Linked DNA regions of Mus musculus: regions 1, 3, 4 and 5 are each linked to region 2. The links are chromatin loops, found by intact Hi-C in ENCODE. Cell type or tissue: heart. All regions are shown on one strand.

What was found. Hi-C counts contacts between places; a loop is a spot of excess contacts. Peaks named below come from ENCODE experiments on the same cell type or tissue, not always from the same donor. Only the 100,000 strongest peaks of a DNase experiment are listed, where the experiment ranks them.
Region 1: a loop joins it to region 2, with 2.8 times the contacts of the local background. A loop is called at or near these places in 12 of 42 quality-filtered maps.
Region 3: a loop joins it to region 2, with 2.7 times the contacts of the local background. A loop is called at or near these places in 5 of 42 quality-filtered maps.
Region 4: it touches region 2 in a loop (2.3-fold over the local background); 5 of 42 quality-filtered maps call a loop at or near these places.
Region 5: a loop joins it to region 2, with 2.5 times the contacts of the local background. A loop is called at or near these places in 12 of 42 quality-filtered maps.

What each region holds. Positions count from the first base shown.
Region 1 is chr10:127,434,958-127,439,957 of GRCm38, reverse strand. All of the region lies in intron 2 of R3hdm2 (R3H domain containing 2), which reads right to left. Among named protein-coding and RNA genes, the nearest start is that of Gm23819, 33 kb to the right of the region's middle. In heart, a CTCF peak has its summit at 2,647 (motif pointing right); no DNase peak of the experiment used is centred here; H3K27ac peaks cover 307 bases.
Region 2 is chr10:127,348,556-127,353,555 of GRCm38, reverse strand. Inhbe (inhibin beta-E) reads left to right here and starts at 1,708. Exons shown (of 2, transcript NM_008382.3): 1 at 1,708-2,308; 2 at 2,545-4,154. The coding sequence starts at 2,011. The coding sequence ends at 3,299. In heart, CTCF peaks have their summits at 2,779 (motif pointing left) and 4,377 (motif pointing right); a DNase peak (open chromatin) is centred at 2,855; H3K4me3 peaks cover 878 bases; H3K27ac peaks cover 670 bases; H3K27me3 peaks cover 960 bases.
Region 3 is chr10:127,449,806-127,454,805 of GRCm38, reverse strand. R3hdm2 (R3H domain containing 2) reads right to left here. Exons shown (of 26, transcript NM_001168292.1): 4 at 2,773-2,814; 5 at 2,028-2,114; 6 at 50-176. Among named protein-coding and RNA genes, the nearest start is that of Gm23819, 48 kb to the right of the region's middle. In heart, no CTCF peak of the experiment used is centred here; no DNase peak of the experiment used is centred here.
Region 4 is chr10:127,460,033-127,465,032 of GRCm38, reverse strand. R3hdm2 (R3H domain containing 2) reads right to left here. Exons shown (of 26, transcript NM_001168292.1): 11 at 2,750-2,845; 12 at 20-51. Among named protein-coding and RNA genes, the nearest start is that of Stac3, 39 kb to the left of the region's middle. In heart, no CTCF peak of the experiment used is centred here; no DNase peak of the experiment used is centred here.
Region 5 is chr10:127,420,240-127,425,239 of GRCm38, reverse strand. All of the region lies in intron 2 of R3hdm2 (R3H domain containing 2), which reads right to left. Among named protein-coding and RNA genes, the nearest start is that of Gm23819, 18 kb to the right of the region's middle. In heart, no CTCF peak of the experiment used is centred here; a DNase peak (open chromatin) is centred at 2,969; H3K4me3 peaks cover 460 bases; H3K27ac peaks cover 1,216 bases.

The DNA.
Region 1 (5,000 bases), 86 kb before region 2:
TTTTTTTTGAGACAAGTTGTCACTTTATAAATCTGTCTGGCGTGGATTAAAGGTGTGTACAGCCATGCCCAATGGGAAACCCTGTCTTAAAGGTATAAAGGGTAGAGAATGGAGGTAGAGATGTCCTCTGGCCTTCACACTCTATCCGCACAGTCAGGTGCAAATGCACTTGTCCTTAGTCCCTTGCACACAAACAAACACACCAAATTAAACACAGTGTTTAAAATGAGAGTGCTGTAAAGCCAATAGGAGGCACAGAAATAGTTTTGATGGTTTGTTTGACATAAACAAAAAATTAAGGAGTTAGGAGATTTTACTTTTGGCAGGAGAAACAAAAAGTGGCTAACTCATAAGTAACAGTAACTAAAACAAACCAAAGACATGAAGCTCCCAGGAGGGCCCATACAAGCACTTCCCTGTAAACTATTTGTATATGCAAAGGGAATACACTGCATAGGGATACCCAGAGAGAAAGCCAGACTCACTTCTATTCTCTTCTTGGCCTCTTTTTCTGAGACAGGGTCTGCTATGCACCTAAGCCTGGCCTGGAACCTGGAGTGAGCCCTACCTTGGCCTCCTGAGTGCAGTACTGTCGGACACATCAGCTTAGCTTTCGTTGTCTCCTTTATAGTCAATGTCCAATAGAGAAGTGTGTGTAAATAAGACAGCCCAAGGTACTGAGGATCCTGCCTTCCCCTGTTATAAATCCATGTAAGTTTTCTAGTCCTTCACTCATTCACATATGAAGAGCAAACTGCTGCAAAGTAATAGATTTAAAAATGTTTTATTGAGCCAGTGAGATGGCTCAGCAGGGAAAGGTTCACGTTGTCAAACGTGACATCATGAGTTCATTTCCTGGGGACCCCTCCCCAGATCATAACAAAGTATTTAATAATTATGTAGAGAACTAGGCATGGGGATGCATGCCTTTAACCCCAGCACTCGGGAGGCTGAGATAGGTGGATCTCTGAGTTTCAGGCCAGCCTGGTCTACAGAGCCAGTTCCAGGATATCAAGGGTGACACAAAGAAACCCTGTGTTGGCAAACAAACAAACAAAATTATGTTGGGGGTAGGCACAACTTTCTTCTCTTTCAACTGTTGAGGCATAGTCCGTTTCCTGGTTTTTTCCTGCTGCACTGCATATTCTAGGCTAGAACCCCTGGAACCAATGTAAAAATAGACAGATATGGCATGCATATATGTAAATCCAACACTCCTACAGCAAGATGGAAGGAAGAGACATGAGAATTAGTCAGGGGCTCCTAGGCCATCTAGCCTAAAGTATGCAGTGCAGAAATAGAAACAAGAAAGATCCTGCCTCAGTAAGGTAGAAACGGAGAACTAATTTCCAGAAAAGTTGTCCTCTGACTTCTATGTACATATGGTGAGACACATCTACCCACCCAAATACATAAACAACAGCAATCTAAACAACAGCGATAACAACAAGACGTTAAGGGGTGGAGATGGGCAGTGGCTGTGTAAGAGCACGTGCTGCTTTTGCACGGGCCCCTGGCAGCTCACATGTGCTTGGAACTACAACTCCAGGGAACTGGAAAACTCTCTTGGCCTCCTCAGGCACTGCGCTAACATGCGCGCGCGCGCGCGCACACACACACACACACACACACACAATTTTTAAAAATTTAAATAAAATCTTTTGAAAATACTATGAAAGGATTATTCTTTCAAAGCTGTAAAAGAAACATGTAACTATAGTCTCAGAGCAACAGGCTGGTAAACCTGAGCTGTGCTGTGAGACCCTGTCTCAAAAAAACCACAAACGGGGGCTGGTGAAATGGCTCAGTGGGTGAGAGCACCCGACTGCTCTTCCGAAGGTCAGGGGTTCAAATCCCGGCAACCACATGGTGGCTCACAACCATCCGTAACAAGATCTGACTCCCTCTTCTGGAGTGTCTGAAGACAGCTACAGTGTACTTACATATAATAAATAAATAAATCTTTAAAAAAAAAAAAAAAAACCACAAACAAGGGAGGGGCTGGAAAATGGCTCAGCAGATAAGAGCACTTGCTATTCTTACTACCATATGTAACTCCATTTCCAGGAGACTGGATGCTGTCTTTGACATGGTGTGCACGTACGTGTATATGTGTGTGTTTGTGTGTGTGTGTTTATACAAATATTTATATATATTTTATATGTATATATACACACATATACATACATTCAGGTAAAACACTCATAAAAATAAATAATAAAATAATCTAAATTTATAACACAAATAATAAAAAATCTAAATCTAAAGAAAAAAAACAAAGAAAAAAGTAAGTAAAATTAATCTGTGGTGATTAGGTCAGAAAGTAGTTGCTTTAATGAGGGGCAAGAGCAAGGCAGATAATGACTGATAACCAGACAATCTTGCTGGATATGGTGGCTCATTCCTAGAACACTTGGGAGGTTAAGACAAGACAGTTGCCATGAGTTTCAGGCCCATCTGGGCTACGGAGTGAAACCCTGCCTCCAAAACAAAAGCAATCAAACCCAAAATAAACAACAACAACAAAAAAAATCTATTTTGTTTGCAGTAATTTTTTTTTCTTTTTTTAAGATTTTGGTTGTTTTTTGTTTTGTTTTTTTAAAGATTTTTGTATGTATGTATGGAGTACACTGTTGTTCTCTTCAGACACCAGAAGAGGGTACCAGATCCCATTACATACAGTTGTAAGCCACCATATGCTTGCTGGGAATTGAACTCTGGAAGAACCTGTGGAAGAGCTGTCAGTGCCCTTAGCTGCTAAGCCATCTCTCCAGCCCCATTAAGATCTATTTTTGTGCTGGAGAGATGGCTCAGTGGTAAAGAGTACCAGTTAATCTTTTAGAAGACCCAGGTTCAATTCCTAGCACCCACATGGCAGCTCACAACTGTCTGCAACTCCAGTTCCAGGAGATCTGACATGCACATAGAGCACCAAGGCACACTAAATAAATAAGTAAATCATTGTTTAACACAAAGACAAGTGTGTCTTGTGTCTGTGTGGCCAGAAGAGGTTGCTGGATCCCCTGGAAATGGAGGTAACAGATGGATGTGTACAGCCATGTGGGGTCTTGGAAACTGAACCCTGGTCCTTTGTAAGAGGAGAGAGAAAGAGATCTTAATTACTGAGACAGTTTTCCAGACTCTGCAGTGTGGTTTTATAGCTGCAGTATATAACTTCCAAAACTCATTAACAGAAAATTTAAGATCTGTGTATTTTCCCGTTACACCCACATACACACAAAACAACAACAACAAAAACAAACAAACAAACAAACAAAAACCTTAAGAAGCCAGCAAGATAGCTCAATGGGTAAAGAAAGGTACTGAACCTGCATGATAGACAGAAAACCAACTTGTGCAAAACTCTCCCCTGAGCTCCACAAACCTCTGCCCCCACAATAAACAAAGAAAGCCAGAAAAAGAAAGAAAATGAAAACTTAAAAGAAACACTTTCAGGAATTAATAAGAACAAAGGATTAAAAAAATAAAGTGTGTGTGGGATACTAGGAGTTAAGAGACTTAGGGGTTGGGATGGAGGAGAAGGCGGCGTGGGAGGTGGTTAACTAAAATTAAATATGTACACATATGGATATATATGTATGTATATGTGCATGTACACACACATGTACATCCCCCCCACCCCGACTTATGAAGCCACTACTTTGCAATATAACTTACAAATCTAACAAAAGGCAGCTGAGAGGCTCAGAGGTTAAGAGCACTGGCTGCTCATACAGAGGACTCAGGTTCGATTCCTAGCACTTATATGACATTTATAACAATCTGTAACTCTAGATCCAACAGAGCGCTCAGCCCTAAACGGAACACGTCTGCCAACTCTCCCACAGGGTCAGGTACGCTGCTGAAGACGGGAAGGAAGGTGAGATCCAGGTGCTGCGGGCTATGAATGCTGCCTTGAGGACACGATACCTGCACTACAAGCTCATAGCTGCTGTGATTACCTGCATAAGACACACAAAAGACCAAGCCAGCAAGGTCAGTCAGCATTCTAGCAGGCAGCGCTAACTGGACTCAGGAGGTGCCCCAAGTAGGGAGGGGAGGGGACAAGGTGGAAAGACATGCTGGGGATTCTTGGGGTACAATGAGAGAGGGGAATTGGGGTGAAAATTATTAAGAAACATTGCATACATGTCTGAATTTTATAGAGAACAAATGAAAGATATTAAAATAATAAAACAGTAGAGGCCCATGCACCAACAACCATCTTATTTTCTTTCTTCCTTTCTCTTTCTATTCTCTTTCTTTGGGGTTAAGAGGAGTAAAGTATACTTCAGAGTCCTGCTGGTCTGGAACTTGCTATGTAGATTAGGTCAGCCTTGAACTCACGGAACACTACCTGCCTCTGTCTTCTTTTTGTTTAGTTTTGTTTCTGTTGTTGTTTGGCTGGTTTTTTTTCTGCTTTCTTAGTGCTGAAATTAAAAGTGTATGCCACAATATCCAGCAAACTCTTATGTTTTCTGACAGAATTAGGAAAGAAAATGATGTCCATACTAACTGAGCAGGACTATGGGCCCACTGCTTTATGCACTTGAGTTCTTACCTACCGACCACAGCTACCGACTCATCAGCCCTGATCAGGGCACATCATAAGGAAGCGGAAGGAGACCAGAACCTCAACGCTGTCTGACTTCAATGTCCACACTGTTCAATGTCTACAGTGACTTTCTAAAAGATTTTTTAAAAGCTAATTGTAAAAATTGTGTGTGTGTGTGTGTGTGTGTGTGTGTGTGTGTGTGTGTGTGTGTGTGTGTTTGAGTACAGGTGCCTGAGGAGCCCAGAGGTATCTTATCCCTGCAGCTGGAGTACAGGGGTTCAGGAGCCACCTCACATGGGTGCTAGGAACTGAACTCAGGCCTTCTGCAAGAGCAGTATGCACTCTTAACTGCTGAGCCCTCTCTCTTAATGTCTACATTTTTAAAATAACAAAACAAAGCAAAGTCTACATTTGTTCTATGACTTTGATATTTTTCATTTCCTTA
Region 2 (5,000 bases):
GACCACAACAAAATAAAGTAATTCACCATAGTCTTCACGACAAAGGAAACTGAGGCATGAGAATCACTTATACTAGAAGTTCTAGCCAGCCTGGACATCGTAGAAACACCTCATCTCAAAAGACAAAAACCAAAGCAAATTAAAAAATTAAAAAATAACAACCCACACCCCCACACCCCAAATAAGCTGGGTGCTGATGGCATACATCTTTAATGCCAACATTCAGGAGGCAGAGGCAGGTGGAGCTCTGTGAGTCCAAGGCCAGCCTGGTCTACAGAGCAAGTTCCAGGACAGCCAGGGCTACACAAAGAGAGCCTATAATGGGGTTGGGGGAGGTCAGATGTTGGGAGATAACTCAGTAGATAAAGCTATTGCTTTACAAGCGCATGGACCTGCATTAGAGTCTCCAGAGCCCAGGTAGAAATGCAATCCCAGCGTTGCAGACACTGGGACTCACTGGCCAGCCAGTGTAGTCTAATTAGTGAGTTCCAGACCAGCAAGGATGTCCTGTCTCAAAGGAGGTAGGTGGATGACGTCCCTAGGGATGGCACACAGGGCTGTGCTCCAGCTTACACATGCACACACACGAGCACACACACGTGCACACAAGCACACACATGCACACACACGAGCACGCGCGTACACACACACACACATGCGCACACATTAAAAAACAAAGTCGGGGGCTGGAGAGATGGCTCAGTGGCTAAGAGCACTGGCTGCTCTTTCAGGGGACTTGAGTTCAATTCCCAGCAACCACGTTGTGGCTCACAACCATCTGTAATGGCATCCAATGCCCTCTTCTGGTGTATCTGATTGAAGACAGTGACAGTGTACTCACATATATAAAATAAATAAATCTTTCAAACAAACAAGCAAAAATAAAACAAAGCCTGGATGACCAAGACCTGAGGCGGCTTTTCCGGCTTTGTCCCCTAGGTCCCTTAAATTTCCATTTTCCAACTACATTACCAGAAGCCTGGCACCACTCCTGGGCTGCCTCAGATTTGGCCAACTCCTACAGTACCCTAAAGGCAGTAGTTACCAGGCACAGGTGCTTCAAAGGCGCTCGCCCTTCTGCCAGCTCTGCCGGACTCTGCTCTGCTGTAAGATTGCATCACCACGAGCCCACCTGGCCGGGTTTCCCCAGACATCACAGAAGATGTCCTCATCCCTGCTCTGGCCCTCCCCCAGGTGGACTCTGGGCAGCCAGCACAGGCAGGGTCAAAAGGTAATTTCTATGTCCCGTGGCACTGCCACCTAGGCCTGATCAAGAGGACTCCATTTTTTTTTTAAACCACCCTTTCTAAAACCTAACTCGGCTTGAACGCTAGAATTATTGTTCTGACATGGAAACCCCGAGAACTAACCCACTGAAACAGCCTCATAAAACGGTTTCCGTTTTCAAGCTCGGAAGTCAGTCAGGGCATACTGAGGAGCCACCGCCCATCCCCACCTGGCTCCTATGGACTCCCTCACCTGAATCCCAGACCTTGGGAACTGACCGTGTGAAATCATCCTCTTTCTTGCATCATGCATGTCCACGTTGCACCTCCATACCCCTACCTCAAGCCACCACACCCAGATGGTGAAACTCGAGTCCCGGGGGAGCCCTCCACCCCCTGCAGGGGCCTGATGGGCAGCGCAGCTGGCCAATCCTAAGGTTCAGAGGGTAGGTCTGCTGGTTGACCGCTAGGTGAGGGATCCCAAGCAACTGGCTCTAAAGAGGCCCTGCCAGTAGTTAGTCATGAACTGTGAGGGTCACACATAGCTACCCCACCAGGCGATCTACTCTCAGTCTTCCTGAGTCCTAGGCTATTGAGGACAAGTAGCTTGGTCTGCTCTTTGTCAAGGGTAGCTGTGACACTGGTTTGCTGTTGCTGCTGCTGCTGCTGCTGCTGCTGCTGCTGCTGCTGCTGCTGCTGCTGCTTCTGTATCCTCTTTGGGAAATCAGACTCATAAAACTGCCACCCATTCGAGGTTCTCAAAGCAGAGCCATCTACCTGGAGCATGAAGCTTCCAAAAGCCCAGCTCTGGCTAATACTGCTGTGGGCATTGGTGTGGGTGCAGAGTACAAGATCTGCGTGCCCGTCCTGTGGGGGCCCAACACTGGCACCCCAAGGAGAACGCGCTCTGGTCCTGGAGCTAGCCAAGCAGCAAATCCTGGAGGGACTGCACCTAACCAGCCGTCCCAGAATAACTCGGCCTCTGCCCCAGGCAGCACTGACCAGAGCCCTCCGGAGACTGCAGCCCAAGAGCATGGTCCCTGGCAACCGAGAGAAAGTCATCAGCTTTGCTACCATCATAGGTGGGTGAGGGGAGAGAGACCGGGGACAGGAGACACAAGGAGAGGCCTGCAGGGGAGGCAGGAGGCGTGGGGTGTGGCAAGAGAAAGAGCTGGGGACACAGGCCGTCCAGGCCCTTTGCAGAGGTCTGTATGAGAGATGAGGGATGGTTGGGTAGGGTGGCCGAGTGTCAGAGAGAAGCTTTGTTCATGTTTTAATTTGCTTTTTTGTTTGTTTGTTTTTGTTTTTGTCTGAGCAGACAAATCCACTTCAACCTACCGCTCCATGCTCACCTTCCAGCTGTCCCCTCTTTGGTCCCACCACCTGTACCATGCCCGCCTCTGGCTGCATGTGCCTCCCTCTTTTCCGGGCACTCTGTACCTGAGGATCTTCCGTTGCGGCACCACTAGGTGCCGAGGATTCCGCACCTTCCTAGCTGAGCACCAAACCACTTCCTCTGGCTGGCACGCCCTGACTCTGCCCTCTAGCGGCTTGCGGAGTGAGGACTCTGGCGTCGTGAAACTCCAACTGGAATTTAGACCCCTGGACCTTAACAGCACCGCTGCGGGACTGCCACGGCTGCTCTTGGACACAGCGGGACAGCAACGTCCCTTCTTGGAACTTAAGATCCGAGCTAATGAACCTGGAGCAGGTCGGGCCAGGAGGAGGACTCCCACCTGTGAGCCTGAGACCCCCTTATGTTGTAGGCGAGACCACTATGTAGACTTCCAGGAGCTGGGGTGGCGGGATTGGATCCTGCAGCCGGAGGGATACCAGCTGAATTACTGCAGTGGGCAGTGCCCGCCCCACCTGGCTGGCAGTCCTGGCATTGCTGCCTCCTTCCATTCTGCCGTCTTTAGCCTCCTCAAAGCCAACAACCCTTGGCCTGCGGGTTCTTCCTGCTGTGTCCCCACTGCACGAAGGCCTCTCTCTCTCCTCTACCTTGACCATAATGGCAATGTGGTCAAGACCGATGTGCCAGACATGGTAGTAGAGGCCTGTGGCTGCAGCTAGCAACAGGGCCTGAAGGTTCTGGGTGAAGTTCAAGGTTCAAGTTGGGGGTTCCCACGTGTCTGGAAGCTCGAGTTCCGGATCCATACTGACACCCAATAAGCTGTGTAGCAGTATGCCTGGGTTTGACCCCTATGGAACTTAAATGGGCGTTTTCTTGTCCCAGATTCTGGCCTATTTCAGGCTGTTTCAAATGTGGACAGATGGGTAAAGCGTTGCCTTTCAAGGGACTGCCTGGCCAGCACCATTTTCTACATCAAGCCCTGTTCCAGGACAGCAGGGATGCCGTGGGAGGGAAGGAAGAACACAGGGAGAAACTATTTAGTCTCTCCCGAGAAAGAAGTTCCTCAAGTAATGAAGGCGGAAGTAGAAGGGTGGGCAGATTAGGAAAAGACAAACATACAGGCTAAGAACAGGGTGCATTGCCTGCTTTGACAAGGTCAAGAGGAAGAGGAGCAGGCGCCGAGGAAGGAGGGGTGTCGGGGTCCCTGGAATCGAGAATCAGTAAAAAGGGGTGCTGAACTCGTAAGTTCTTAGGCTTCCCCCTCGAGGACAGGACCCACGCGGGTGACATACATTTTATATTTTCTTAATAAAAAGGAGAAAGAAAAGCACCAGAGAATTGTGTAAGGGGTTGTTAAAATGGGCCAGAAGCGAAGTGTGGTTTGGGGACCTCTGTGCCCCAGCGGGTTTCTGAGACTTTCTCAGGGGTTTTCAAGACTATTTTCATAATCACACTGAGATGTTATTTATCATTTGCTACCATTATCTTTACATTGTACAGTGGGAACAGGGTGTGGTGGCTTACACTTATAACTACAGCACCGTGAGTTCAAGACCGGCCTTCATAGTGAATTCTGGGCTAGCCTGAGCTATAGAATGAGATCCTGTCTCAAAGCAAACAAACAAACAAACAAACAAACCAGACAGTCTTTCCAGAGTGTGTTATATGACACAGCTGATGACATGATTGCTGATATAGTCTTTTCCTTTCTCTCCTTTAAACAATTTTATTTATTTTTATTTTATGTGTATGAGTCTTTTGTCTGCATGTTAAGTGCAGCGCTGGCTTGCAGTGCCCGTGGAGTTCAGAAGAGGGCGCTAGATCCCTGGAACTAAAGTTAGAGCTGTGTGTAAATTACATGTGAGTACTGGGATTAACAGAACTCAGGTCCTCAATAAGAAAAACAAGCATCCCTAGTGGAGCCATCTCTCCTCCACCACCACCACCACCACCACCACACACACACACACACACACACACACACACACACACACACACACACACACACACACGCAAAGTTTGTTTTGTGTTTTGTTTGGAAACAGCCCAAGCTAGCCTGGAACTCTCAATCCTCCTGCCTCAGCCCCTCCTACCCTGGAATTAAAGGCATAAACCATCACACCTGGCTGTGTGTTCTTTTGTTACCATACTTTCCACTGTTTATACTTTAACACAATGCTGATATTCAGAAGTCATGCTTTAAAAGGCATGTAGGGTTTTTCTTAAAGACTGATTAAAGGAGTTCTAGAAAGTTGGCTCAGTGGTTCAGAGTGCCTACTGGGCCTGAGTTCAATTCTTAGTTCATAGGTTCGGTGGCTCACAACTACTTGTAACTCCAGCTCCAGGGGACCCAATGCCTCTTCCCTTTGAGGGTACACACACACACACACACACACACACACACACACACACACACTCAT
Region 3 (5,000 bases), 100 kb before region 2:
ACAGCACACTGTGGGCCAAAGCTAAGCTGGATGAAAGGACAGCCCTCACCTCTGGATAGCATCTTCCTTGGGACCTTTTCTTTGCTTTTGTCCTTGTCTTCCTTTTCAGAGACATCTTTTGTGGACTTTTCTTCCTCCTTGTCAGAGGGGCAGCTGATGTGCAGTTGAATTATATCCTTAAACAAAAGGAAAGAGGCATAGAATCAAAGCTGGGAAACAGATTGAAGCTCTCCGGCTCGGCTTAACTAAGAGCAGCCGTTGCTCTGATGGCGAAGCCCGTGTGCATTTCCCGGGCTCTCAGGGCAGCTCAGAACATCAGTAATGCTACTTCCAGAGGATCTGACGGCTCTTCTGACATCTGCAGGCATCAGGCACGCACATGACACACAGACAGACATTCAGGCAAAATGTTCACACACGTAAAATAAATCAATCTTTGTACAAACAAACTCTTTTTGTGTTTCCCTCAAAATCTAGTTAGTAAATCTTGGGAGGAAAGATTTATCTTTACTTCATTAAAAAAAAGTGTGTGTATATATGTGTGTGTGCATATGTGTGTTCATGTTTGTGTGTGTCCGTAAACTTGTGAAGGTCAGAGAACCTTGCCTGAGATAGGGTGCTGTGTGTAGTAGTCTGTCCCAGGCTAGTTAGCCTTTGCCTTGCAGAGACTCTTGTCTTTGCCTCTTACTATAGAAGCACATATGGTAGGCATATGAACTCAGCTCCTCATACCTACATGACAAGGCTTTACCCACTGTACTGTAAAAATGGCCACCATAGGCTCATAGTCACCAGGGAGTGGCACTATTTGAAAGGATGAGAAGGTGTGGTCTTGTTGGAGGAAGTGTGTCACTAGGGGTAGGCTCTGAGTTTTCAAAGAACCAAGCCAGGCCCAGTGAGTGGCTCACTTCCTGCTGTCTTTGGATCCTGATGTAGCACTCTCAGCTCCCTGAATGCATGCATGCTGCTATGCTTCCTGCCACTGTGACAGTGGACTAGCCCTCTGAACTGTAAGCCAGTCCAAATTACATGCTTTGCTTTGTAAGAGTTGCTGTGCAACTAAGATACCTACTGGATCATCTCCCCCGCCCTAACTTTATCTTATACAAGAGTGTCTATTGTCTATTGTTAATTACTTTGGGTTTTTTTGTTGTTGCTGTTGTTGTTGTTGTTGTTCCACTGACAGCAGAGGGCAACCTTTTCCTGTCAGAAGTCACAGCTGGAGCTGGGCGTGGTGGCACACACCTTTAATCCCAGCACGCGGGAGGCAGAGGCAGGAGGATTTCTGAGTTCGAGGCCAGCCTGGTCTACAGAGTGAGTTCCAGGACAGCCAGGGCTACACAGAGAAACCCTGTCTTGGAAAAAAAAAAAAAGAAAGAAAGAGAAAAGAAGTCACAGCTGAAGCTCTCTGGCTCTCCTTGCAAGAACAGGGTGGGAAGGGAGTGTCAGGAAGGATGTGTTCAGCCCCAGGTCCTCTGCCCCGGGAGCAAGACATGAAGACTCAAAATCCCCACTGTCACCATGGTAGATTACCACAGGAGCCTTTTTCTTTGTTTCTTTGTTAATGATGTATTTATTCTTATTTTAAGTGCATTGGTTTAGCCTGTGTGTGTATGTATGTGAGGGTGTTGGATCCTCTGGACTATCTGTATTTAACTGGAGTTACAAATAGTTCTGACCTGTCCTGTGGGTGCTGAGAATCACAACTGTAAAGTTTCTCTGGGAGAGCAGCCAGTGCTCCTAATTACTGAGCCATCTCTCCAGTCCCTCCATGTAAGTCTTGGTGGTCCAGGTCTATAATCCTAACACTTGGGATGCAGAGGCTGGAGTATCTAAAGTTCAAAGTCATCTTTGGCTACATATAGAGTTTGAGGCTAATCTGAGATACATAAGACCATGTCTCAAAATAAAATAACACTTTGTTTCTTGATTTCTAGGTCCAGTGTCCATGCTGGGGCTGCTACCATGCTTTACCCAACCACTGTCATGCTCAGAATAAACAGCACACAGGCTTGTAGAGGACCTACCTGGGTGTCTAGTGGCCCATCGACAAATGGAGTGGAGGATTCCTCACAGACTGCCAGACTGCGCACCAACTTGAGTTTGGAATTAGACTGAAAAAAAAACAAAACAAACAAAACAGCACAAAACATCAAAAACTACACCTCATACACACACACACACACACACACACACACACACAAACACACACACCCCTTTGGTGAATGTTTAGAAAACACTTTCTTAGACTCTATTAGTTGCAGTTTCTATTAAGTAGTGTTGTTGTTGTTGTTCTTTTTTTCTTTTATTTTTTTAAAATTGAAACAGGGTCTAGCCTTGTGGCTCTCGCTGCCCTGAAACTCATTATGTAGACCAGGTTAGCATGGGGGAGAATTTGGTGAATATTAATACTCATACAAACAGCCATTCTATAGAAGCCCTGAGTGCACAGAGAAGCCAGCAGCTCAGTATGAACAATACCAAACACTCTCGGGCTCCCTGGGGTCTGTCAGGTGTCATTTCAGGCTCAGATATAGACTGCCTGAATGGGAGAGAACAAACCAGACTCTCCAGTAGGAGATGTATGTATGTACATGTGCATGTAACAGCATTCACATACTCTGTGTGATGTACCCTTGAGATTGAGATACAAAAGGCAGCAAGAAAGCTTTTCTTCTATTTAACCTGAACAAGCCAGGCTCCAATGACACACACTTCTGAACTGCAGAATGGATCATGTCAGAAAGTAAGTGACAGAGGAAGAATGCTCACCTTGGCTCTTTTCCTGGCATGGCCATGACTGGATGTCCGTCTCTGTTGGAAGAGGATTAATTAGAAAATAGGAAAGGTGCAGATAATCAATATTTATAAGCAACGCATGCTAACAACCACACACTAATTACTAACTGGCTTTAAATGCCACCACAGGAAGTCGAAAGTGGATTGGAGTGGTACCGCCCCGTTCCAACTCCAGCAACTGTCATATAGAATAGATCCTATATATCTACTGTCGAAGCACCATTCATCAAGAAGATGAAGAATCAGAAGAAAATAATTTCCAAGGTTTTACATATTGATAAAAGCTTTAGACAAAGCATGGGATCCTCTCCTGACTGTACTCACTGCCAGAGCATGGAGCACTTTTTCCTCATAAGATTGCTCAAAGCAGTCTATTTACTCTATAGCGGAAGTGAAACATGATCCCTCATGCCTCTCTCTCATGTGTTCCAGCTGGCTTTGAACCCACAATATATGTGAGGATGACCTTGAATGTCTGAATCCTACAGGCATCCATTACCATACCTGGTTTATTTTGTGCTAGGGATCAAACTCAGGACTAAGTGCATGCTAGTCAGGCACTGGACCAAGTGAGTTCCTTCTTTTGCTTCCTCATTTGACAGGGTCTCTAAGTAGCCTAGGCTACCCTTGAACTTGCAACTCTCCTGCTTCAACCTCTCAAGCCCTGGAGTCACAGTTGCATGCAACTAAATCCAGTTACTTTATTTGTTATTTGTATATGTGTTTTGCCTGCATGTACATCTGTGCACACGTGCCTGGGTATGAATGGGCATCAGAAGAGGGCATCAGATCCCTTGGAACTGTAATTGTAGACAGCTGTGAGCAGCATGTAGGTTCTGAAAATCAAACCCAGGTCCTCTGGAAAATCATCTAGTTCTCTTACCTCCAGTCTCAATAACATTATTTTAATTATATTTTGTGTGTATGTGCACGTGTGTGTGGAATATAGTGGCAGTAAGTGGATAACTTGCCAGAGTTGTCTGTGGTTTTCCACCACTTGAATTTCAGGGATCAAAATCAGGGTGTCACACTTGGCAACAAGTTTCCCCTCAAGCACCTTCGCCGCCTTTTTTTTTTTTTTTAATATTTATTTATTTTATGAATGTGAGTACACTGTAGCTGTCCTCAGACACACCAGAAGAGGGCATCAGATCTCACTACAGATGGATGTGAGCCACCATGTGGTTGCTGGGAATTGAACTCAGGACCTCTGGAAGAGCAGTCAGTGCTCTTAACCGCTGAGCCATTTCTCCAGCCCCACCTTCGCCTTCTGAGCTGTGTCCAGAACACTTGTCCTATCTCTAGCTGTAGAAATGGAATGGGGAGGACTGGAGAGATGGAGAGAGAGATGGTTAAGAGCACTGACTGCTCTTTCGAAGGTCCTGAGTTCAATTCCCAGCAACCACATAGTGGCTCACAACCATCCATAACAAGATCTGATTCCCTCTTCTGGAATGTCTGAAGACAGCTACAGTGTACTTACATATAATCAATAAATCTTGGAAGGAAGGAAGGAAGGAAGGAAGGAAGGAGGGAGGGAGGGAGGGAGGGAGGGAGGAAGGAAGGAAGGAAGGAAGGAAGGAAGGAAGGAAGGAAGGAAGGAAGGAAGAAGGAAGGAAGGAAGGAAGGAAGGAAGGAAGGAAGGAAGGAAGGAAGGAGGAAGGAAGGAAGGAAGGAAGGAAGGAAGGAAGGAAGAAGGAAGGAAGGAAGGAAGGAAGGAGGAAGGAAGGAAGGAAGGAAGGAGGAAGGAAGGAAGGAAGGAAGGAAGGAAGAAGGAAGGAAGGAAGGAAGGAAGGAAGAAGGAAGGAAGGAAGGAAGGAAGAAGGAAGGAATAAAATGGGGAGTCTTCTCTCCAAATGCTTCTTCCCTCCACTGCCCTGGTTTTGGCTATTTTTTTTTAATAGTTTCTCTATGGCTGTCCTAGAACTCACTAGCCTCCAACTCAAAGATCCCCCTGCCTCTGCCACCTGAGCAATGCTTCCCTTCTTAAAACAAGAGAATTCTCCTAGTGCTACGTGTCCAGTGATGGTCACATAGCTTCTTTGGATAAGAGAAGGAATGAGACAGGAAGAAGAGCTAAGAGCATGGGGGGTAGTGAGTGATAGGATACAGAACACAGGGGAGACAGCGTTGTGCAGAACATCTGCTGAGGAAGAGGAAGAACCCTGAGGCAGGATGCAGTGCAAACAACTAAGCCCTTG
Region 4 (5,000 bases), 110 kb before region 2:
GCTGAGTGACTGTACTAACCTGATGTCATTCAGATATCCATTCTGGCCGGTCTAGATAGAGGAGAAAACGGAAAATAACTCATAAGAAAATAATAAGGCACAACAGAAAAGGATGTCCACGATGCTATGAACACTCATACTCTTCAAACCCAAACTCTCACCCATCAACAGGGAGGGAGCAAGGCTAGGGTGACCCACACCGCCTTACCCCAGACCAGTTTCTCACCTGTCGTGTGAAAACATTTGGCAGGTTTAGCCTTTCCACAGCATTTAAAATGCAGGTGGGTAAGGGGAGAAGTGTCAGAGGAGGGACAGGAAAGCCACAAGCCTCATTACCCCCCCTACCCCAGCTCTACATTCATTGCTCTAGCAGTGAACTGAGTGTGATGATTGCCATACGTTATCTCAAGCACGGTCAAAGGAAGGGGGCATGAAAAGGAAACTTCATTTTTTGGAAATTAACCTCAGTGGCTGTTTCTCTTTCTGCCCTTTGTTTGGCCACATGAAAGGCGCTGTGCCTTGAGTCCCATCATAGGTGAGATATTGGGGATGCAGATACTTTTTAGGGCCTAAAAAAAGGAGGACATTGAAGTCTGAGACAGTTCCACCAGGATCATTTTCTGACAAAGCCACTGAGCTGAGTGAAGTGAGCCCCGTGGTGGACCCCAAACCTTCGGAAAGGCACTGAGGATGGGCGTCCAGCTGTTGAGCACAGCAGGCTCTGCACAGGGCAGCGCAGGCTCTAGAGAAGGCTGCAGCAGCAGCATTTCCATCCGAACACCCTTCTTGGCACTTCCCGTTCTTCCGGGCCTGTCCTTGTCCTCCTCACTCTACCCTTCCTCATTCCCTCTGACTGGGCGGGCTCCTCTCCACAGGAGTCTTTGGAGGGTGGTGGGCTTTGGCCATTTCTCCTCATCTAGATCTTCTGACATTCCCGAGGCCTCTACTACAAGAGCTAGGAAATACTGAAACAAAAGTGATAAATCCACAAGGATTTAACAAAGAATACATGTATTAGCAGAGGCTTGAGAGACTAGAAATCAGGAAGAAAAGGGAGAGAAGCACTAACTTTGCCTTTGCTATGGCTGTAGGTAGCTACGTCCCATTACGGTGACAACCAGCTCAATGCCCTGAAAGAAGCCATCTGTGCTTTCAGACAACAGGGCTCTGCCAGGGCCTGACACAGTGAGGCTGGGGAGTACACACACAGTCAGCTATGCTGTCACTGCTGTACTACCTCATCTAAGAGTCCAGAGCAGAGCACGCTATCAAGAGGTAGCTTCCATTAGGCTGTGACCATGGACACTAGCGCCAGAGTCTACAGCAAACACCAGCACTCTGGTTAACTAGCATTGTTATGCTAGGCTGTTACCAAATCTCTGTGTCTTAGATTCTTCTTTATAAAGTGAGAGAAATAATTAAAATTACTTTACAGACCTGTTGTGAAGATGACATAAGTTAACCTACAAGAAATGCCTAAAAGATAGCAAGTACGACATAAGCATTTCTATTCACAATTTAGGGTCATCCTGGCCATAACCGTGACATCTCTCCTCTCATTCTACCCACCTGGTTTGCAGGTAATGTGCTGAAGTCTCTTGAGTAGGAATAATTTGGAGGACAGACTTTTCTGACTCATAATGGAAATCTATATAATAGAAGGTAAGAAGACTGCCTCTTGAATCCTAGGCCAGAAAGCTTGTTGTGTGCCACTTTCCATAAGGATTCTTAAAAGCACTTGGCTCTCTGTCTAGACAACGAACAAACATTTTTTCTGGAGTGGAGACCATTATTTTTCTGAGTGAGGTGATGATGAAAAGACACACACATTGTTTTGTGTGCGTTTGTGTGTGATATAAAAATGGGAGCGGTGTCTTGATGAAAGAAGAAGAACAGAGGAACGGTGGGAGAGCAGTGTCCATCCACATGATTTAAACCTCCTTTGTTGCTAAGATATTACTCTGTCTGGGTCCACGTGTTTTGAAGATCTGTTCTTCTGTTGCTAATCTAACTTGTCCCTGCAATCCTGCTCTACATCTCTTAGACTAACAGGCAAAGGCAACTAGACACAGGGTCACAAGTGCATTTGATATGGCCCACAGTTCTTAAAGATAAAGTTACCTAAGCTGGCTGACTGTTGCCCTTTGGACCATAAAGCCACTCCTGTTCTAGGAGCAAGGTAAGAAATACAGGAAGAGGGGGCTTCCTGTCCCAGTAGTGTCCTGTGCTTGGGGACTGTGGGACCTGTAGAGGATGCCGCCAGAACAGCCCTTTAATAAAGAAAGCATCAATATATCCTAAAAACAAACTGGCCAAACAAGATGTGTGTTGAGCCTGTATGGAATCTGAGTCTTCTCCTGAGAAGCAAAGATGTGTAGAACAGACAGCAGGAGTTGGAAGGGCGAGTGGGAGGAGAGTGGGCAGGAGAGACTTAGGGCCCTTCATCAGCTCTGCCAAAACCAATTCCCTTTCCAGTCTAGTCATAGTTACCAAATTCAGCCACTCCAAGTCTTGGCTCTCTTTGTATAGCACACAGCAGAATGTATTCCAACACAAGTGAAACCCTGCAGCTTCTCAAGAAGCCACGCTCAGGGTTAGAGGTCAAATCTTGGACTGACCGATGTTGGTGAAAAGAAAAGAAAAAGAAACAAAAGACCCAGCAACATTTATGGAGGGTTCATTCCATTCACAGTGCCAGAGATTAAGAGCTAAAAGCTATGGTCTGACAACTCTCAGAAGCTACACTTACCTCTCGGGCAAATATTCTCTCTCGGACCCTTTGATATTCCTCCTCTCTCTCTTCTATTGACTTGCTCCTCCTTCCATCCTGCAATGGAACTCTCATCTAGATCGGTGAGCAGAATTAAGCTAGTTAAGTTCTCCTCGTACTGCAAGCTCACTGCACACCAGCAAGGAAGAGAAACTGGGAAAGTTTACAGTTGCCATAAAAAAAAAAAAAAAAGGAAAATAAAGAAATAAAGTAAAATTTCCACTGGGCACATCTGACCATGCAGTTTGGGAGATCAGCTTTTCTGGATGGTAGAGGACTTTTCCCACCCTCCCCCAAACCCCAAATATCAAGAACAACAACTATGTATAAGGATTGGGTCGATTCCTTGGGGTACTCAGGTACTGCTCAGTCAGTAAAGATCAAGAAAACAGCCTGGGAAAATAAACAACAGTGCTTTAGAGGGCAAGTGAGGGGAAGAAGGACGCTGAAAGGGCACAGATGTAAGTGTTTAGCACAGCTGAACACAGAGGAGGGTTACAGAACTACACTGAGCAGGACCCTTCTTCAGTCACTACTGCCACATCCTAGCAACCCAAGTCAAGCAGGACTTAGTAGAATCTCCAGAGTGAGATTCTCACTCACTCAAAGACTAAGCATTGTTCTCATCTTAATTACAGCAATTGAGGGGAGTTGAGGAGACAGAAATACGAAGAGAACAGCGCAACACAGGAGAGAAAGAGAGAACAAATGGAAAGAAATGAGCAGAGAAAGGAACAGATAAATGAGGCACAGTGAAAAGAGGAGAGGAAGACAGCAAGGGTAGAGGAGGAGACGGGGGACAGAGAGACGTTCATGTTCTCTGACAGAGTGACAGACCAATGTTGGATGGGCAAATGACCACTCTGGCTAGCCACCACCTAGCTTCCCACCACCATTTTTCCTCTTGATGCTCTTTGTGAACCCTGTCCTGGGCCAGTGTAACAGAACCCTTCTCTACGTGACCACAAAGGCAAGGAGCTCCAAGAGGGAACCCATTACTCAATGTCATCACACTACAGGCAACTCTGACCTTCAGTCAGAGGCTCCAGATGAATCTCTGAGGAACCCACTGTTCTAGGCCAAAACTCTCTCTCTCTTTACCTGTTTCTAAAGGCAGCTCCAGACTTCTAGGGTCTTAGATCTAATTAGATAAGATACTGTCCTCCACACACTTTGGATCCTGTATTCTACTAATGTGTTTATCAGCTGTATTACAAGGAGACACAAGGCCCTCGACAAGCTGCCCAGCTTCGAGCACAGCATACCCATGGCAGGGTAGAAAGCATAACTGGGCATCAAGGTGAATCCCGCTGCAGACTCCCAGTAAACTTACTTCAGGCAAGTAACGTAACATCTGGTAGACTCAACATTTTTATGTGTAAAGTGGGGTTAGTAACCCCATTTACATTGGGTTGTGGAAAGGATTAAAAGAGATAACATATATGTTTAAACCAAAGCTCAGCTCAGGGAAAACAATAAAATAATAATACTATGTTTGTTACTAATACCACAGCCAGAAAGCACACAGAATCTACTCTACTAGGGACCAAGCTTGAAGCTGTGAGAGGAAAAGTTCACAGTAGAAACAGATTCCATTCCATTCCAATGCGCCTGTGGGCCTGAGTACTTCCTGATCCATGAAGAGGGGCTTTGGGGAAATGTAGAGAAGGGCATCAGGATGGAAAGGCTTTTTCTTGTTTTACAAAAATTTGTCTTTTGTAGTTTTCTTTGCTTTCATTCAGACCCAGCGTGTTTGTCCACATTAGATAGTGGTGTCTTTCTTAAAAGGACTCCCTTTCATATTCAAGTAGCAAGCAACAAGGTCCTGGTCTCAAGACCACATAGAATCTCATGAAACCCAAGTGTGACTGTAGACATGAGGTACTGTTATATGGTTACTACTCCTCACCAAGACTCACACTGGTTCTACCTGACCACACTCTTCAAATCTAATTCCCTTTGGCAGCCAAGCAGATGTAGGATAACTCTAAGCTCCCCACTTAGCTAAGAAAGCTAATCCTCAATCATTTGCTACCTAAAGGGACAAAGGTCAGCACAGCAGCCAGCCCCACCGTAAGTGAGGGGATAGGACAGTGTAGCATGTTTACTGCTTAGTTCCACAGGAGTGGATCCAAAGGGACCTGAGTTCCCAGCACTCAAAGTCAGATTAACTCACCATGGTGAAAGGAGCTGGGAAAGATGAAGTAGTTTATCAAAGGGGATCAAAGAC
Region 5 (5,000 bases), 72 kb before region 2:
CCTGCCTCAAACAAGGTGAAAGAAAAGAACCAACTCCAACTCCTCAAAAGTTGTCCTGACTTCCATATGTGCTTCACATAGAAACAAATAAGTTCCCAGTAACGTGGAAACGCAGGTAGCATTACCCTATTTGATTTCTAAATATCATGAATGATGGCTAACGCTAACTCAGTCTTTAAAATACCTGGGAACCGAGGCATAAGGAGATGCTTGAGTCAGGAAAGCATGAGGATGTGAGTTTGGATCCCTAGCACCCATGCAAAAAAGCTGGGCCTATGATCCTTGCACTGGGAAGTAGAAGACAGGGAGAAGACAGAAGGACCCTGGGGTTCACAGACCAGCCAGTCTGCCCAATCAGTAAGCGAGAGACTGTTCCAGTTAGCTTGACAACAGCCCAGAGCTGAAGGAGTTTCAACTGGGGAACTGCCCAGATCAGATGAGCCAGTGAAAAACTGTCCTGATTGCTGACTGCTGTGGGAGGACCCAGCCCACCATGGGGAGCACCATCCCGAGGCAGGTGATCCTGGGCTACATACAAATGACAGCTAAGCATGAGCCCAAGAGTCAGCTTGCGGATGAGCCGTCATCAGCGCTTCCTCATGGGTCTCTTCTAAGATCCCTGCCTTGAGTTTCAGCCTGACTTTCCTCGATGATGGACTGTAAACTGTAAGAAGAGAGCAACCTTTTCCTCTCCAAGCTGCTTTTAGGTCAGAGTTATTTATCGCAGCAACAGAAAAACAAAATGGAATGGACAACCAGTCTCAAACAAACAAACCATGGATCCCTACAGAGGAGGATATGACAATCTGGACCTTTTGCTCCACAGGCATATTATGTGGGTCTGAACATGTACACATACATATACCACACACACACACACATGTGCACAAAGATAAATTAAAAAAAGAAAAGAAAAGAAGACTGGCAAAATAGCTCATTGGAAAAGGGCACCTTGGGACAACATAGTAGAAGGAAGGAAAGAGCAGATTTCTACAGCTTGTCCTGACCACCTCACACATGCAATGGCATAGATGTGCTCATACACACACACACACAAGACACAAAATAACATAAAATCAGATTGGCCAGTGAAAAACTGCCCTGATGTGGGAGGGCCTAGCCCCCCATGGGGAGCACCATCCCTAGACAGGTGGTCCATAAATAAGACCTGGTAAATGTTATGTATAAAAAAGCTCAGTGGTTAAATGCACTGGCTGCTCTTACACAGCTAGGGCTCCATTCCCAGCCCACCGCCATCAGTAACTCCAACTGCAGTTACCTCACCTAAGCTCCTCCAGAACCAGGGATGCATGAGGTAGAGAGTTGTACATGCAGGCAAAACACTCATATACATAATAAAAATTATCTTAAAAACGATTAGGGTTTAGAGGGAGAAAAGGGAAGGGAGAGAAAGATTCACTTATGTATGTGCCTGTGCCTGTTACCCGTGGGGGACGGAAGAGGGCATCAGTTCCCCTAGAACTAGAGTTACTGATAGTTATGACCTGCCAGGTGGGTCCTGGGAACTGAACTCAGATCCTCTGCAACAGCAGCCAGTGCTCTTAACCACCTCTTAACCATCTCTCCAGGCCCATAAAATTTAAATATAATAAAAATATTTTAAGGTAGAAAGTGATCATGGAAGACTCCCAGTGTATATCTCTGTATATGTATTTATACACATATAAATTTTTAAAAAGTGTTATAGGACTGTCTTTTTTGTTTGCTTTATAGTGTGTGTGTGTGTGTGTGAGTGACAGAGAGAGAGAATGTGTGTGTGAGTGACAGAGAGAGAGAGAGAGAGAGAGAGAGAATGTGTGTGTGTGTCTAGGTAGGCAACTCAGAAGGTAACTTGTGGAAGTGACTTCTCTTTTCACCACATGGGTTCCAGGGACTGAATTTAGAATTTAGTTTATCCATCAGATTTGACAGTTAAGTGCCCTCCCTAAACCCTAACCTACTGAGCCACCTTAGAGCCTTAGCTCACAAACAGAAAAGGCCCATATCCCTATGACCCTTAAAAATATCTAGGGAGTGGGTACTATTATACTCATTTTACACATGAAAAAAAAATAGTTGATAACTATCAGCAATTGGTAGAGCAAACATTCAACAAGAATGCTTTTTGCTCTTTATTTTGTTTTTTTGTCAAGACAGTGTTTTTCTGTGTAGCCCTGGCTCTCCTGGAATTCAATCTGTATATCAGTCTGGACTCAAACTCAGAAATCCACTTGGGGGGTGGGGTGGACCACACCCAGAGGAACCCCTTTCTTAAAGTGAAACTAATAACAGGCTATTAACAAAGGGGAGAGGCTAGGAGAAAGAGGTGTTCAGAAACGGTCTCCTGTCAGCATCACCAGAACTCACTCCGGCAGCACCAGGGCTGCAGGGGCAGAGGCAGGAGGATGAGGAACTCAAGGTCATTGTTGGCTATCGGCAAGTCTGAGGTTGTCCCCAGCTGTGCGAGACCCTCTTTTCAGCAATTAGATAAGTAAATAAATCATATAAAACAATACAGTCAGTGTTGCCAAAATGTCTTCCCAACATGTGTTTTTAATTATTCTTAAATTATGCTAAATCACCCTCTACAAAAGCTTTGATCTTTCCCTAATCCTCCAAAAGGGAGAGAGTGAAAGAACACGAATGATAAAAAGAAACTGTAATCTTACTTTTCTAACACCTTTAAGAGCTTTTTTCCTTGACCTTTACTAAAGCCCTGATAATTAGAAAACAAAATTAAAAAGACACTTTTAGTTGAAAGAAAATAATCTTTTGGTATTTTTTAGGGAGCTTGGAAATGACTGAAACGGTTAAAAAAAAAAGGCTTTAGATATATCCTACCCACCCCTAAATCAAATGAAAACCACGTTTTAAAAAACTGTCATCTTTTAATTTCCCAGCAGTTCTTCCTCTCACAGGCTATTCCTGCTCTGGCTGCAGACAGTGACGTCAGAGCAGTCTCCCAGCAACGGCTGAGGAGGGCTGTCCACCACAGGGGTTTCCTGAAAAGCTAATGAGAAATTACCCACATATTTGCTGAAATATCAAGATGCAGAGCCGCAGTGGAACCATGCTTACCACCACACTTGCAGCCCTGCCTCTGTCTCCAGTGAAGAGAGAGCATCCATTGCTCTTCATTTACTCTACAGCTACCCTTGTCTCCTCCACCCTACTTCCGGCTAAATAAAGTTAAATTGTTAGTCTGAAACATTTATGGATATAATAAATTACTGAGGTACCACAGAAAATAGAACTGCATATCTAAGCAAAACAGCCCAATCTAGGTTTTTTTTTCACTTCTTACGAAGAATTCTGAATAATGGCAGTACAAAACAAGAAATAAATCAAGACAGAAAATAAACAGGCATGTTGTTAAAGGAACAAGTTGGCATGTGCTATCCAAATATGCATGCTTTATACACAAGGCGGCTTTAGCTTTTCCTAGGCTCTAGTCTACTGAGTTCTTCAAACTGACCTCCGCAGGTCCCTTCAGAGATCATCTATATTAAAATGGACAGGCTTAAAAGGAACTGAAAGCACAAATAGAATCCAAAACTAACCATCTAGGGCTGTTAAAGCTCACAACTAGGTTTATACCTCGCAAATCCTTCCTAACCTTTGCTTTAGCTATACAGATTCAAAATTAAATTTTACTCTGAACTACAATGGCAAGGACTTTTATATAACTGCCTATTTTGAGGTCTGGAAAACAGCACACAAAGTGACCAGGACCAGTATAAATACAGAAAAATCCCACACTCCAAAACTCAAATTTAAATTAACAGCTTCTGGGTTCTAAAACCTTCATGAGCTCGTTTTCCTTCTACATTTAGAAATAGCAATTAGGTAAAATTCATTAGCATCAGCACTCACGGGGTTAAATTCAAGCACCTTGCTTCAGCGATCCGACTCTGGTCTAAGCCTGCTGTGAGGAGAAACAAGCACAGGTACCCTATGGCTAAACATCCCACTCCAGCCTCAGCTCCAGTCAGTGGTGCCCAGCCGGCAGCGAGTCACAAAGACTTCAGATCCATTTTTCTTCTTCCTTCTCTCTGACCCCTCCCTCACAGAAGAAAAAGACTGCAAACAAAATAATACGTCACTGGAGGCAGAGGGAATCCCATCTCTGCACTCTTTAGAAACCAGAGCCAGCAAACAAAAACAAGCCAATTATAAGGAACAAACAAGCCACCCAAAATTAACAGTGGCAAACCCAGAGAATACATCAAACAGCATTTGTAGGAAAACAGTTTAGCAAAATTCTCCCAGATGCTTGTAAACACAAAGGCTCTGGAGATGCGACAAAGGCGACATATTTCTCCTTAACACATCTGATGAGTAGGGACAGTTACATAAAGACACAGGACACAGAGGCACAGTCACCAGTCGGGCATGGAGGGAGAGCTGGGTAATGACACAGTGAAGGATATTTATAGGGGATTCCCTGCTTCCTGCAATGTGCGTCAACAGCATCACCAAAGAGAACAGAAATCACAGTGATTCTCATAAGCAAAATCTGAATGAGGCATTGCTTAAAATAATCATGGAAGAAGTAGAAATCAGCAAACAGTACAAGTTCTAGCAAACCTAATATTTAAAATATTTTAAAGATAAAAACAGCCTCTGAAAATGTCCAGAAAACCCCCACAATATTTAACATTTGAAAACTGAATTTCCATAGTGTATATTGTACAGAGAAATCAACAGTGCTATTTTAAAATGCCAATTTTTGTCACCTCTCCTCTCTCAGCCTGTGAAGTCCAAGGACTTTTATTTAAAGAAAGAAAATTATCCAAAACTCACCCCGGATGGATCTGCACTTACACCAGCAGCGAGCTCACATTATTAATGGAGACCTCATTGTAAGGATCTGTTCTGCCTGCCGGAATTTTGCCGGAAGAAATTCCTTCTGGGAAACCTGTGCCTCTTCCCCCGCCCACAGTCCCCAGCCAGCCCCCCCCCCCCACCCTTGAATGAAATGCTACTGATCCTTGTTGCTG